3 separate regions of the Homo sapiens genome follow, and regions 1 and 3 are each linked to region 2. The links are chromatin contacts, found by Hi-C or POLR2A ChIA-PET in ENCODE. All regions are on one chromosome and are shown on one strand. Each heading gives the region's core, a stretch centred on a gene start or an enhancer-like site at or near the end of the contact. The rest is flanking DNA. Distances are from core to core; before and after follow the strand shown.

The links. A loop is a pair of places that touch in the nucleus more often than their neighbours do. ChIA-PET counts read pairs that join two places held with the same protein, here RNA polymerase II (POLR2A). Pooled maps may share reads with other maps.
Region 1: a pooled map shows a loop between it and region 2 (4-fold over the local background). The contact joins two enhancer-like sites. A Hi-C loop is called at or near these places in 1 of 168 maps with a recorded cell type or tissue (endothelial cell of umbilical vein), 7 of 37 single-sample maps with no recorded cell type and 6 of 50 pooled maps. POLR2A ChIA-PET finds 5 or more read pairs at or near these places in 3 of 52 experiments (BJ, activated B cell and activated CD4-positive, alpha-beta T cell).
Region 3: a loop to region 2 is called in a pooled map, with 4 times the contacts of the local background. The contact joins two enhancer-like sites. A Hi-C loop is called at or near these places in 4 of 168 maps with a recorded cell type or tissue (HCT116, K562, PC-9 and 1 more), 3 of 37 single-sample maps with no recorded cell type and 7 of 50 pooled maps. POLR2A ChIA-PET finds 5 or more read pairs at or near these places in 5 of 52 experiments (HCT116, K562, activated CD8-positive, alpha-beta memory T cell and 2 more).

What each region holds. Positions count from the first base shown.
Region 1 is chr7:106,716,757-106,721,770 of GRCh38, reverse strand. No RefSeq gene overlaps it. Among named protein-coding and RNA genes, the nearest start is that of LINC02577, 56 kb to the left of the region's middle. RefSeq lists enhancers at 689-948, 2,468-3,667. Within about 2 kb of position 3,455, at least 9 of the 41 ENCODE cell types and tissues checked have a DNase peak (open chromatin) inside an H3K27ac peak, as active enhancers do; they include endothelial cell of umbilical vein, where a contact is called at or near this core.
Region 2 is chr7:106,541,055-106,545,607 of GRCh38, reverse strand. No RefSeq gene overlaps it. Among named protein-coding and RNA genes, the nearest start is that of CTB-30L5.1, 56 kb to the left of the region's middle. Within about 2 kb of position 2,932, at least 9 of the 41 ENCODE cell types and tissues checked have a DNase peak (open chromatin) inside an H3K27ac peak, as active enhancers do; they include endothelial cell of umbilical vein, where a contact is called at or near this core.
Region 3 is chr7:106,766,192-106,771,149 of GRCh38, reverse strand. No RefSeq gene overlaps it. Among named protein-coding and RNA genes, the nearest start is that of LINC02577, 6.3 kb to the left of the region's middle. Within about 2 kb of position 2,974, at least 4 of the 41 ENCODE cell types and tissues checked have a DNase peak (open chromatin) inside an H3K27ac peak, as active enhancers do.

The sequences.
Region 1 (5,014 bases), core at 2,206-4,705, 180 kb before region 2:
ATTTGGAAGAAGCTGGAAGAAATGAGGTAGTGAATGACTAGGTTCTCCCAAATTCCAACAACCAGGAGGTGTTTGGGGAGATCCTAGGTACAAAAGTGAGGTTAATTCTTTTGATTTCCGTCATAGTGGTGAATGCCTGGCCATATCAGGTTGCACATAAAACAAACATACAAGGTGCGCATAAATCCATTTTAACAGACGAGGAAAACTCAGGCCCTAACAGATTACTTCACACTTAAGAGGAAGATAAACTTGAAATCAGTTTATCCTTCCCAGTCACTTTTTAACCCATTTCAAGCAAGCATCCTTCATAACCACTTCACTGAAATTGCTCTTGCCAAGGCCACCAAAGGACCTTGTTTTTGCTAACTCTATCAGATACTCTTTAGTCTCCAACATTTTTGACATCAGGGACTGGTTTCCCAGAAGACAATTCTTCCATGGGAAGGGGTGGGAGGTTGGGGGGGAATAGTTTTAGGACGAAACTGTTCCACCTCAGATCATCAGGCATTTGTTAGAGTCTCATAAGGTGAACACAACCCAGATCCCTCAAATGCACAGTTCACACTAGGGCCCTTGCTCCTATGAGCATCTAATGCCCCCTAAAATCTGAAGGAAGTGAGCTTAGGCAGTAATACAAGCAATGGGGAGCTGCTGTAAATACAGATCAAACTTTGCTCGATCGCCAGCCACTCACCTCCTGCTATGCGGCTCATTTCCTAACAGGCCATGGATGGGCCCCTGCTTTAGAAATTATCCAGCTGTTTAAACGCTCACTTCTTAGCAGCTTCTGACATTGACCTTTCTTCACTCCTTGCTTCTTCTGGTGCTGCTTTGTTCTTCTGCTTCCTTTCCACTGGCTTCCATGCTGTACACTCACTGTGGTGCTCACCTCTCTGGCCATACCTTCTTTGGTATGGCCAAACTTCTCACACTTTCAGTGTTCATGTTCCCCATTGTTCTGCTTTTGGTCTTCATGGTAGGTGATAGGGTCTGGCTCACTCACCACACGTTTCAGTTCAGCTTCCTTATAATATGTGGAAGGCAGAAAGCTCAACACACAAAGCCAAAGCAAAACAAAGCAAGCCATTCTTCAAATGTCCTAGAGTTCTGGGTATAATTTACCTTCTGACAATCAGACAGATACATTGTATGAGACTTAGATTTGCAGTTAATCTAGGAGGAGAGAGTCAAGGCACAGGGTCATATTTTTGCTGGTGGAGATTTTAGTGAACGTGATGTGGTTTGGAAGCAAGTAGTGTTAGTAATTTCTCACATGGCAGTTTGCTAATTTTACAGATCCCTGATCATTTTTAAGGCAGCAGCTCCTTCAGCTACCCAGTTCTGTAGTGTGGCTTTGGGAATTGTTTCTAGAACCTTAGAATGGAGTCTTTTTTTATTAGCTTTTTAAAGTAAGCCATTTAATATTCTGTAACAAACCCCTTTCCTCTTAAACCAGCTACAGTGGATTCTGTTCCTTGTAACTGAATACTGACAATACAGTACTGGTTAGTTTGGAGGTTTTTATGTTTTTCTTAAAAAAAATTCAATAGGCCATTGATGGGCAATATTACCCAGTACCACATATAAATGTCTTCTAATTGTATATCTGCAGACTAGGCAACTCTACTAAGCTCCAGATTTATATATCCAACTGCCTACTGGACATCTGTATCTGGTTGTCAAATAGTGTATCCAAAACTAAACTAGTATTTTCCCTTAATCTTTTATTTGCTTCCCATCCAGATATATGACCTAGAAATTGTATAGCTTTCCTATACTTTGTTGCCATCTTTCTCAACTTCCCGTCAGTTCCAAGACCTGGTGATTCTAGTTACTAAATATGCCTTGTGTCCAAACCCTTCTCTCTCTCTCTCTCTGCTACTAGTACCTTAGTTCTTATCTAGATTATTTGAACAGTTTTCTCTTGTTCTTCTCCTTTTCCTCATCCTTTTCCTTCTCTTCTTCTAGGTTTAAAAATATGTCTTGAAGATAAGCCTGTTTTTTGTTTTCACATGTTAACATGTCTAAAATTGGGATGCGTCTTATAATCAATGGTGTCTTGTACTTGCTTTCAGCCAAGAAGTTGTTCTAACATAGTGATTGTTATCTACTTGTACAAACTTGGTTTTTAGGACGATATGAGTAGACCACAGCAACTCCTTGATATTTTATTCAACAATCATTAAAGGGCCATTTGAGGAAGGAATATGGTCCTGATTCTTGTATAATAAACTTTTATTGACAATTTCTGGTAAACTCAAGATTTGAGAGCAGCAAAAGCTACAGAATGGGTGCCGGTAGCCTGGGAGGAAACCTCAAAGACAGTATTGGAGCACTTTTTGAATAGATACTACACATCACTAATACTCTGGATAGAACAGGGATCAATATCAGGTGATTTTAGGCTGTGGAGTGGTGAGATGCGGTGGAGGAACAATTTTTAAAGTGAGCAAAAAAGATCTTTTCTCTCAGAAATATTACATCTATCCACACCCAAAGTATATCTTTTTTCTTTTTTGAGATGCAGTCTCACTCTGTCACCCAGGCTGTAGTGCAGAGGTGCAATCTCGGCTCGCTGCAACCGCAGCCTCCCAGATTCAAGTGATTCTCCTGCCTCAGCCTCCTGAGTAGCTGGGATTACAGGCACTCGCCACCATGCCTGGCTAATATTTATATTTGTTGTAGAGACAGGATTTTGCCATGCTGCTCAGGCTGGTCTTGAACTCCTGAGCTCAAGTAATATGCCCATCTTGGCCTCCCAAAGTGCTGGGATTACAGGCATGAAAGATCCTTAAGACCTAAATTTTTATCTTGAGTTAGCCTTGGCTTCTGTTTATATGTGGTAAAAATTGTTTTTAAAGAATAATCTCAAGTATTCTGGAAGACAGGTATCTCCAAATTGATGAACATTTTTTTCTTCAAGAATTTTTCAGTAATGATGATTTTGTTTCCTTCATCTCCAGTAGGCAGTCATGGCAACTTGGTAACTTGAGTCACGTATCTGAAAAATGATAATGAAATGGTAGTATACCTTGCACAATAAAGACAGTGGCCATTAAATATTTTTAAATAATGCGAAAGTATTTATCACCAGTTGCCAGTAGTCATGCTCAGTAATTTCCTCCCTGGCTTTGCTCTGCCCAGATATCTTTAAAAGAATGCTGTAAATGTCACAACTCATTATGAAGCTGAACATATTACAGCATGAAAAAAACAAATGCTACTTTTCTAACCATAGTAAAAAGTTGTTTAATGCAATTCTTTTAAACATGTGCTTATCTTCTTTCATCTTCTACCCAGTTCTGCACCCTTCCCCCACACATGACTATTAACTAAGTCACAATGAATGCTCCCATTGCCTCCTACTCAGCTGAATCAACATTTCCGGAGGCTGTGACTAATAAAAGCCACAGCCCATGGTATGCTTGACTTTTGAAAATCCTGATTAGCTTTAAGGGCATAATTATGTGTACCTCTACTTATAGAATGAGGAAGTTGATTTGAGCTATGTCTCTAAATTACACTAAAAACTACAAAAATGAACTACAAAAATGACTTAATGAAGTCAGACTTCATTAAGATTATTAACTTATTTGGCTTTTAAAAAAATGTATTGACTGATTACTTAGGTATTCTGAGATCATCATGGTGTAAACTAAAGCATTTGGCTAATAGGATACTTAATGGTCCTTTGCTTTGCTATTCATGGCTCAAAATAAAGGGAAGTGTAGAAAAGGAAAGATCTAATCTCTGAAAGGCAATCTAACAGAAACTATATCTCTGAACATAATTTTGTTGGTTAATTACCATGGAGATAAATTAATCCAAGAAAAAGGAGAGTGCTTCATAACTCCAAAAACAAATGAGTCTCTTCCAGTAGTGTCACTGTGTATTTGTCGTTGAACTGTGAGTACACTTTTAATTTCTCCCAGAAAGAGGATCCACTAAGAAAAAGCAAATTGTGCATTACTTTGGGTGCTCCCCTTTGATTGACAGCTATGCCCATAAGGTAAACTTCCCTTGGCTTAGTGTCCACTCCTGTCCAATAAGCAGGGCAAGATCACTGGATACTGGCCACTCAGAGGAGACCATGGGCCTAGCAGAAATGATAGGTAGGATTAAATAATTTACTTTTCTTCTTCCAATCACAGCCAAGTGCTTTGAAAATGTAGTGTTCAATTTTCTGTCTTCAGTTTCCCATATCCCCTTAGATTCTCAGCTCCTTGTACTCTGCTTCTGTCCCCAACACTCAAGTGAACTTCTCAAAACAACTCTTACTGATGCCCTAATTGCCAAATACAGTAGACTGTTCTCTGTCCTTATGTTTCTTGAAGTTGTTTAAACAGTTGGCATAGTTGACAATCCTTAGATTTCTCTGGAGATTTCCCTTCTAATGCTTCAGTTACTTCTTAGCTTCTTTTCTCTTCCATTTTTTTCAACCTATTATCATTGGCTTCTTCTCCATAGCCTTTTACCATGCTACAGGTTCTACCACATTAAAGGAAAGTTCTTTCCCCTAAATTTGTAATTCTTCTTAGAGATCACCCTATATTTTTCCAACTTCATTATTAACCCCCCAAAATAATATAAACCATTCTCTGCACTTTATCATTGCTCATTTACTCTAAAGCTCTCCATAATGAGGCTTACATCCCATTAACCTAGTGAAGTGGCTTCTGCAAAGTCATTAAAGATTTTCTAACTATTTAAAATCCTCATGTTATTTAACTTCTCTTTCCAGCACTTGACTATATTGATCACTTCCTTCATAAAATTCTCCTCCTTGGTTTCCATTACATTGCTCTTTGCTGGCTCTCTTCTTGCCTTTCTGGACATTCTTTTTCAGGCTTTCCACCTGTTAAACACTGATGCTTCCCATCATCTTGGCCCTTTTCTCCTCACAGTCTAAGCAATCCTAGCATAAGCTCACTCGTTTTCATGGCTTTACCCACCCCACACATGCTGACGACCTGTATGTAGTCTACAGAAGTTGGTATCTTGTACTTTTGCT
Region 2 (4,553 bases), core at 1,683-4,182:
TTTCACATGTAATACATCAGCAAGTTCTGCTGACTTCACCTTTAAATCTATGTGAAACTGTGTCACTGTCAGATCACCACTGCTACCATCCTCGTTTTCATGGCCACTATCTCTCACACAGACTGCTGTCATGATGCTGGTCTTCCTGTTTCAGTGGTGGATGGTAAACATTCCCCTTGCTGTCTAAGAGGAAAAGCCCTACTTTGTAGTCTTCACCAGTTTCTGTGGTGTAAACACTTCCACCACGGCCATTTCAAACTACCAACATGATGTCAATGAACAGAGAGTTGGGAAGAGAGGCACAGATAAAAAGATGTAAGTAACCTCCAGTGCATCAATAATGGTGAATGTAGTAAAATAATTAGAAAGTGATTTTTAAAAATTATTTACAATTGATACAGGAGCTAGAAATTGTTTAGGCAGACAGTAAGGGTAAGAAAGTCCTCCATAAGGTTTTCTTTTCGGTGAAAAGCAGCCCCCAAATCATTTCTTTTCTAACAAAGAGCAGCCTGTAAAATCAAGCTGCAAACAGAGATAATAAGCAAGCTGGAAGCTTGCACAGGTGAATGCTGGCAGCTGTGCCAATAGGAAAAGGCTACCTAGGGGCTAGACATGTTCAACATGGCGGCTCCATCTTCCCTTTTCTTTGTCAACCTCGTGTGCAGTAAGGAGCAGACAACATGGCATCAGCCAGGTAGAAAACCCATTTGCATAATAAAAGGTTAGGGTGGGATGGCCAGCTTCTTCCCACGCTATATAAATGTCACACCTGGTACAACCAATCTTTGGGCCTTATGTAAATCAGACACCACCTCTCAAGCCAGTCTATGAAACCCTGTGCATTTTACCACAGAAGTGGAAGACCCACTTGGGCGCTGCTCTCTCTCTCTCTCTGCAAGAGAGAGAGCTATCCTCTTTTCTCTTTCTTTCACCGATTAAACCTTTGCTCTTAAGCTCACTCCTTGTGCGTCCGCTTCCTCTATTTCCCTGGTATGAGATGACGAACCTCAGGAATCACCCCAGACAAATGATGCCATTTCACAATCTTTTTTAATATCACTTATTTGTGAGTTTATATAATTTAATTTTCAATAATTGTTGTGTTTAACAATTGGTTCACAAATTCCTGAAAATTTAATAGCTCTTGTGCCTCCAGCACACCACTGCTTCCTCTCTTAAGCCCCTACAGTCCAGGGGCCAATTCCCTACACTGCAGTCCGATTCCCTACAGCCAGACCCTGTGACCAGAGTGATCTTTAAAAAACCCATATCTGATAGGCCAGGCACGGTGGCTCACGCCTGTAATCCCAGCACTTTGGGAGGCCGAGGCGGGCGGATCACGAGGTCAGGAGATCAAGACCATTCTGGCTAACACGGTGAAACCCCGTCTCTACTAAAAATACAAAAAATTAGCCGGGCGTAGTGGTGGGCGCCTGTAGTCCCAGCTACTCGGGAGGCTGAGGCAGGAGAATGGCGTGAACCCGGGAGGCGGAGGTTGCAGTGAGCCGGGATAGCGCCACTGTACTCCGGCCTGGGCGAAAGAGCGAGACTCCGTCTCAAAAAAAAAAAAAAAAAAAAAAAAAAAAAAAAAAAAAAGTACATCTGATAACATTAGACTAAAATCTAAACTCCTCACCATGACCTTCAAGACCCTTCAAAGTCAAGCTCTGCTTACCTCTCAAATCTCACTTTTTTTTTTGAATTTTTACAGCCCCAATTTTATTTTACAAACCAATGGCAGCTACTAGAAGATTCTTTAGGAAACCTTAGCTAAGCCACATAATCAGGCCTATACAAGTACAGAAAAAGCTAAACATCAAATCTCACTTTTTGAACATTCTCTCTTCTCACTCGGTCCTCTCCAGCCACATTGGCCATTCTGCTGTGTTCTCAGACACACCAAGTCATTTATTCCTTAGAAACTTTGCACTTGTTATTCTCTCTGCCTGGGATGCTTTTCCTTCAGAGATTCCCAAGGCTTGCTCACATCTCTAAAACAAGTCTTTTCCCCGACTACTCTTTAAGGGAGAGTCCACCTTTTCCACCCTCAGCATACTCTAGTCCATCTCCTTGCTTGATTTTCTTCACTGAACTTTCACTATCTGGAATTTATTATCTGTTTGTTTCTTTATTTGTTGTTGTCCCACTAGATTGTGAGTGTGAGGAGGGCAGGGGCTTTGTCTATCTGGTTCATTGCTGTATCCCTGGGGCCTAGAACAGCACCTGGTCCTTGAAGAGCATTAGAGCCTTCACATTCCACGGCCCCTGGGGTATTCACTATGGATAGTGTTCCTCTGTGGAACATCATTCATGCAGGATAAATCAATGGTAAACAAATCTTCAGTGAATGTGTGCTGTCTGCTCAGCAATGTGCTATAACTGCTTGACTTGTGTTTTGAGCTCTAACATTTCAAAAAGTCTGCCAGAGCCTTGCATATCTCCCAGATTGGAAAGAATGAGAATTCCTTATGATCAGAAATCACAAGACTGAGAATACTAGTTTGTTTTTTTAGAAGAGTCTTACTTGCAGGAATAGTTTCAAAATAGTTGCCTCATAAACTTCTGAGCCCTGGAAGTCCTGACTATTTCTGCCTGGCTCTTGAAATTTGTTCTGGCACTGTCTGAAGCTCTTCTTCACTCCAGCTTTGGGCTTCTGGATGAAAGCTCCTGGTTTTTTTTTTTTTTTTTTTTTTTTTTTCCACTCACCACTGTGAACTACACACCCAAATCCCCAACCCCAGCATTTTTCTTTATTCTGTCTTTGGCAGTTGTTTTTGTATTCTGGTTTTAGTTTGATGTTTTCAGACTGTTTCCTGTTCTAGCCATGGGCTATCTCTGGCTGGCTTCAGTGTGTCTTGTAGAATTTGTGCCCCACCTCCCTCTAGCTGCTTGTTTTTTCCACATTCTCTGTCTCTGAGTAGGGATTTTCTTACGCCCTGTTCACATCTGCCCCCTCCTGGCAGGTATGATATTTAGTGGAGTGAACTTGACTCTAGTTCTTGATCAGTTTTGTGCTTAATTTAGTATTGACTCTAGGTCTTGATCAACGCATCCTTCTACATGTAATGGGCAACGTTTATTCAGTTCCTAGCTTTGACCAGCTAGATGAAGAATGTGGACAAAACACAGGAGAGTAGATAAGTCAGTGCTCATTACAGGGGGTGTGTGCCCCACAAGAGCTGCATAAGGTGGTCCATTGGGAAACTGGAAAGAAATGTTAGAAACTCTCTTTCTAATTTTATTTTTTAATTTCCATATTTGTGTATGATCAAAGCAACTTTATGGACAAAGATGTATGATCAATAGAGTTTGGAGACCACTGTTCTGGATAATAATTCTACTTATACTTTATAACCAATAATGACTCAGTCATTTACACACAGTGTGTACATTATGTAAAATAAATCATATTCACCCCCACATTGAATCATTTTTATTGCTGGTGTCTGGGCAGTCATGAAATTCTTCATGCCCCTCTTACATTATAAAGTTCTTACTAGGTACAGTTTAATAAACCTATGGCTAGGGGTGAGCAGTGAGGGAATACTATATCATACTGACTGTTTGATCTTTCCAGAAATACTATTCCTTGTGAAAGATTCATCCTATTTTAAATGTGAGCCTCTGCAAATCTTAAAATAGTTGAAATGCTTCCAAGTGAAATAATATGTCATATCACTGAATCAGTTAAAATATGCTTCGACTCAAAATATCTTTGATATTGTGTGTTTTAAACTTTATTGAAAATCACTTAACATTTATTAAGAACTTTTTGTTTTTCTTTTGTACTGGGTGGATAGTTGTCAACTTGGCATTATCCCTGCCTCTTGCCATGGAGCTTTTGGGTTTGATTCTGCTACTGAGAGGAATTTGCATGACATTTGGAAAGAGATAATAGAAGTCATCATTTATGGTTATGGACAAAAGTAGGGACAGTGGCAGACTCGAGGCAGCTTCTCTGTGAACTACTGCTTGGGTGCTGTAAGCAGCTGAGACCAGCAGTAGTGGTTTCCCTGATAATCCTGTTTCATAAATGAAACAACATTTTACTTTTATTTTTTATAAAATCCAGATTCTGCACAACTGACTTAACCTTTTAAACATATTAATTTGACCCCCAAATTAATCTATAATTTCATAGCAAATCCAACCAAAATTCAGGTAAAATTTTTCTTTTTCTGCGGGATTAGGGTGGGGAGAGGGTAGGGAACCTGATAAACTATTTCCAAAATATATAAAGTAGAATAAGGGTTCACATTAGGAAAAGCAACTATACCACATAAAAACATAAAATGGAAGATTCACACCACTAGATACTAAAATGTTTTACAAAGTCATAGACAAAAAAAATAATGTGGTACTTGCAGGTAGACAAAGCAGTGAAATAGAGAACTATATATGCACAGCAGATCCTCAGATAACATAATTTCATTCAACATCATTTAATTATAATGTTGATATGAAAAAAAATGGATTCCCAGCCAGGGAAACTCCACTGTGTGGAGTCTGCACGTTCTCCCAATGTCTGTGTGGGTTTTCTCCGGGTATTCCAG
Region 3 (4,958 bases), core at 1,725-4,224, 230 kb before region 2:
TATGAAATATATATAAATTAGCCAAACATGGTGACGTGCCTGTAGTCTTAGCTATCGGGAGGCTGAGGTGGGAGGACTGCTTGAGCCTGGGACGGGGAGGTTGCAGTGAGCTAAGATTGTGCCATTGCACTCCAGCCTGGGCAACAGAGCAAGATCCAGTCTCAAAACATATGTATATATGGCATGTGACTATATAATGCATAGTAACTGTTCAATAAATGTAAGCTATTGGTATTATTAGTCTCTCTGTCTCTCTCTTTTTTTTTGGCCTTATGTTTATCCCAAATAATTTGTATTTTCTTTGTTTTGGGCCTGATTTCTATATGAAGAAATAGTTTTGAATTGTCTCCTCGTGTATTAGCTCTGTCTCCCTAATTTTTAAATTGAAATATTCATAAACATGCATTCTGTGGTTTTCATGTTTTTGACAAAAATATTGAACAGAAATGAGCAAATCATAAATTCTTGGAGTTTGCCTTTTAAGGTGGAAGTCAAGTCTTTGGCCAATATTCTTTGGGTGACATTGAATGCCTAACTATGCAGCAAACCACCAGTCATCTTGCTGTTACCTGGGCCCTCATTCCTCCATCTTAACAACAAAAGGTGTGCATCACGATATTTGGCAAATGCTATGCTAAAACCAAGGCATACCATGTGCATGCCTTCCTCCTGACACACAGGCAACCAAATCTAAGAAAAGAAGTGAGACTGGTTGGCATGACTTGTTCTTAGTGAATTCACACTGGTTAGTATTTGTTTACTGTATCTTGCCTACAAATCATCCATTTTAGAATTTTGTTTGGCGTCTGCATGAGGCTCATCAGTTTACATACAGATCTCATTCTTTCACTATTTTTAGAAGTAGAAACATTTTCCAGCCATTAGTCACCTTTTCCATTCTCCTTGATTCTCAGGAGCAGTTCTCTGATCTCATCTGCAAACTCTTTTGATACTTTGGGATAGAATTTGTATTAACAGAAGTTTTGAAGTCATTCAGAGTAAGTGAAGATTTCTCTTACTATCTCTTTTTCTATTGTAGGTTTTAATTCTCTCTTCATAATGTTTGCTTCAAAATTGATGTTCATCTCTCTTAGAATATGGAAGGAAGCAGAAAATTGAATGGTTCTTTGATTATGTTATCATTTGTTAAGGTTATATTGTAATTTTTTTTTTTTTTTTTGAGACAAGGTCTTGCTCTGTGGCCCAGGCTGGAGTGCAGTGGAGTGAACATGGCTAGTGAGGGTTTACTTTCTGGGCTCAAGTGATCCTCCCACCTCAGCCCCGAGTAGCTGGGAACACAGGCGTGTGCTACCACACCTGGCTAATTTTTTACAAAGTTTTGTAGAGATGGAGTCTCACTTTGTTGCCCAGGCTGGTGGGCAAGAGGTCCTCCTGGGCTCAAGTGATCCTCCTGCCTTGGCCTCCCAAAGCATTAGGATTACAGGTGTCAGCCACCATGCTTGGCCTAAGGTGATATTGTCTGAGATACAGCATAGGTTTTTCTTCCCAGATCTTTTCTTGGCTACGGAGATTAAAAAGAAAAACAGCTTTCTTGCTGTCTTTAGTATTTATCTCCGCCCCTACTTTATTTTAAGACTTTATTCTCATAATACTCTAAACAAATTTTCCCTTTCTTTTATCGCATGCTTGGGTCTGTCCACCCCATCCGTCCTCTGAGCCATAGGAACCTCGAGTCTTACTACTCCAGATCTAACCCTCCTTTTACCTCCTCTCTGAGAACTGTGTGCTCCTAGACTATTATTCTATTCTTGCTGTTTATGTTTTCAGCACAAGCTTGTTTATGGTCAATTATCTGAGATTATTTCTATTATATTTTCTTTCCAGACAGCATATCTTTCCTCCTAAACAGGATCATTTTTGTAATGCTCAAGTAATCCTGTTTTCAGAGTCTACATTCCTCTTCTAAACATATTCCCTTGGGCACTATTATTTTCCTTACTTTTTATGAAGCCCCCTTTCTGAAGGTCTGACCATTACCTTTTTCACTATTATAAACATCAAGGCCATTTTATTCCAAGGTTTGCTTGTTTCTGCATTTGACACCTCCTTCTTTCTTGTTGGAATCCAGGACAAAAATTTCCTAAATGTATTCCTTTACCTGCTGAGGGAAAATTGTCAGTAACCCAAACCAAGAACAAACTCTCCGTCTGCTGTGCGCTGGGTTGAATGTGTGCCTTTCCCCAGCTTATGTTCACCTGGAGCCTGTGAATATGACCTTATTTGAAAATACAGTCTTTGCAGATGTAATCAAGTTAAGACGAGGTCATACTGGATTAGAATGGGCCCTAAATTCAATATAACTGGATCCTTATAAAAAGAGGAGCATTGGGACACAGGGACACAGACAGGGAGAAGATCGTAGGTGGAGACTGCAGTGATGCATCTAGAAGCCAGGGAGCACCAAGGGTGGCAAGCAACTGCTAGAGGCTAGGAAGAGGCAAGGAAGGTTCCCTAGAGGCGTCAGAGGAAAACATCAACCTGCCAGCACCTTAGTTGCAGACTACTAGCTGCCAACACTGAGATAATAATTTTTTGTTGTTTTAAGCCACCTAGTTTGTGGTGATTTGTTATGGCAGCATCAGGTAACCAATACATGTGGTTAATAGCAGGATACCACTAACTGGTTCCAGGTGGCCAATTCTGTAGCAGTTTTGCTACATGTATCAGAAGATAGCATGGCTATGTGGCAAGAATATAGACTTTAGGCTTAAAGACCCATGCTCGAGTCTTAGACCTACCACCGATGAGTTGGGCGATCTGCAGCTGCTAAAAGAAAAATTTTGGACAAACTAAATTTAACAGAGTTTAATTGAGCAAAGAATGTTTCATGAACTGGGCAATCCCCAAACCAGAATAGATTCAGACAGACTCACGTGAAAAGGATTTATGAACAGAAAAATGAAAGTGAAACAGAAGTGAGGAATAGGAACAGCTGGATTGTTACAGCTTGATGTTTGTCTTATTTGAACGTGGTTTAAACAGTTGGCCATCTGCAATTGGCTGAAGCTCAGTGATGGGTACAAGAGCAAGTTACAGTCTGTTGATACATCCAGTTAGGTTACAGTTCACTATGTGCAGAGAAACCTTTAGCCTCAACTTAAAAATATGTAAGGAGGCAGCTTTAGGCTAAACTTAATTTAACAGGGCATGGTCAATTAATCACTTATAACTTCCATAAAATAATGATAATGTATTATTCATCTGATAAGTCTTCTCTGAGATTGAAGAAAATGTGAGAAAGCACATTTTAAGTTATAAAGCCCCAACAAAGGCTATTGTATTGAGCACCCTTGACATAAGTAACTCCATCTTAAAAAAAAGACTCCATCTTACATTTCACGGGACATTTTGCCAACAGGGATACGATGTTTGCTTAATAAATTTGTAATAAATAAAGACTGCATCCAACCAGATAAGGGCATAAACAAGCACACACTTCCACTATCAGTCCTCTGGTGGTCGTAAAAAGAGCAGGGCTTCAGCAGCTCAAAGCGGCCATCTTAACTGACATGCTCTTACTGTCACTAGTGATCAACACCTGGCATCTGCTGCTGAAGGCTCTGCCCACATCAAAGACTTTTCCTTTCAAGACCTTTCCTGGACCGCCGAGCACAGACCAGGAGATTCTTTCTGTCTTCATCGTCACTTTCCTCGGACTACTTCATTAATCCTTTTTCCTATTCCCTTTCTCTTGATGTTAAATATTACTTTGGTGTGGAATGTTTAATCTTAACATTTATATGTTGATGAAATATACTACTATATATGGTTTGCAATGTTGACTGACTTGTGGAGTGGCTTGAGCTGTGTGCTCTGACTACGGAGTGAACGAGAAGTACTAAGGAGAGAGTTGCCTTCTTGAGAACTCCATGTAGCTTGTGGCTTTTGTGGTTAAAATAGCATCAGTAAAAATCTGACATTGTGGAGACACAAACATGCATGGACCTGGTTATCTCTGACTTTGCCCTGCTCATGAGAGCTATCTAGGATTGTTTTACCCAATTTCCTTCATGTGCTGGGTATCTGTATTACAGTCCTTCAAAGATACTACTTCCATCTCTTTCCGGGTTTATCCCCTTTTAAATACTTCTACTCTCAGATTTTAAATTTCCATTGGAATATATATATTCTTGACATACAATTTTCCTATCCTATCCTTTCGAGGAAACGTTTTCCTTTTGAACAAGGTATGCATGCTCTTTTAATGTTGTATTCCAGGTATGCATCTCATCAGTAAGTCTCAATGATCCTGAGACAGTGTTTACCAATCCTTATCTAAAAATCTTCAAAGTATGGATACGGTGTGCATGTGACATATACACATTTGAGTCCTAGAGTTTTTTTAGGTCTACTTCTATGACATCATCTCTGGAGAATTATAAGGTTTCTCTTCTGTGGGATCCTTGCAGTCTTTCATTGTGTCTGGTTTTGAGTAGTTTATGTCTGATTTATCTTTTCCTGAGATTTGATCTCTTCTTCACTCTTGTGCTGGGTACGTCTTTTTGCCCCACCCCCTCTCTCTGCCCCTGGCACCCAGTGGATTTGAAATAAGCTTCTTCAGATTTTCTTCTGGCTGACTTTTCATTATTTGCTTCATGCAATTTTGTTGTCAGGCAGACATTACTCTGAGTTAGAATATTATTGTATAGTTTTTAAAAAACTTTTTAAAAAAGCTCCCCCTTTTTTCTCATAGCCTAAAAATAAAGTAGATTTAAGAAGGAATCCCCCCTGCCCCAATATCTGAGAGGCCGTCATGTGGAAAAGGGATTAGACTTACTCTACATAGACTCATGTGTGGAGATTACAGAGGCAGTGTGATCCTAATAAAATAATAAAACTTTTCTAATGATCAGAGCTGTCCAAAAACAGAATGGCATGCCTTGTGAGGCAGACAGCTCTATTTCTGGAAATGTTCAAGGCAAGTGCCTTAGGTCAGG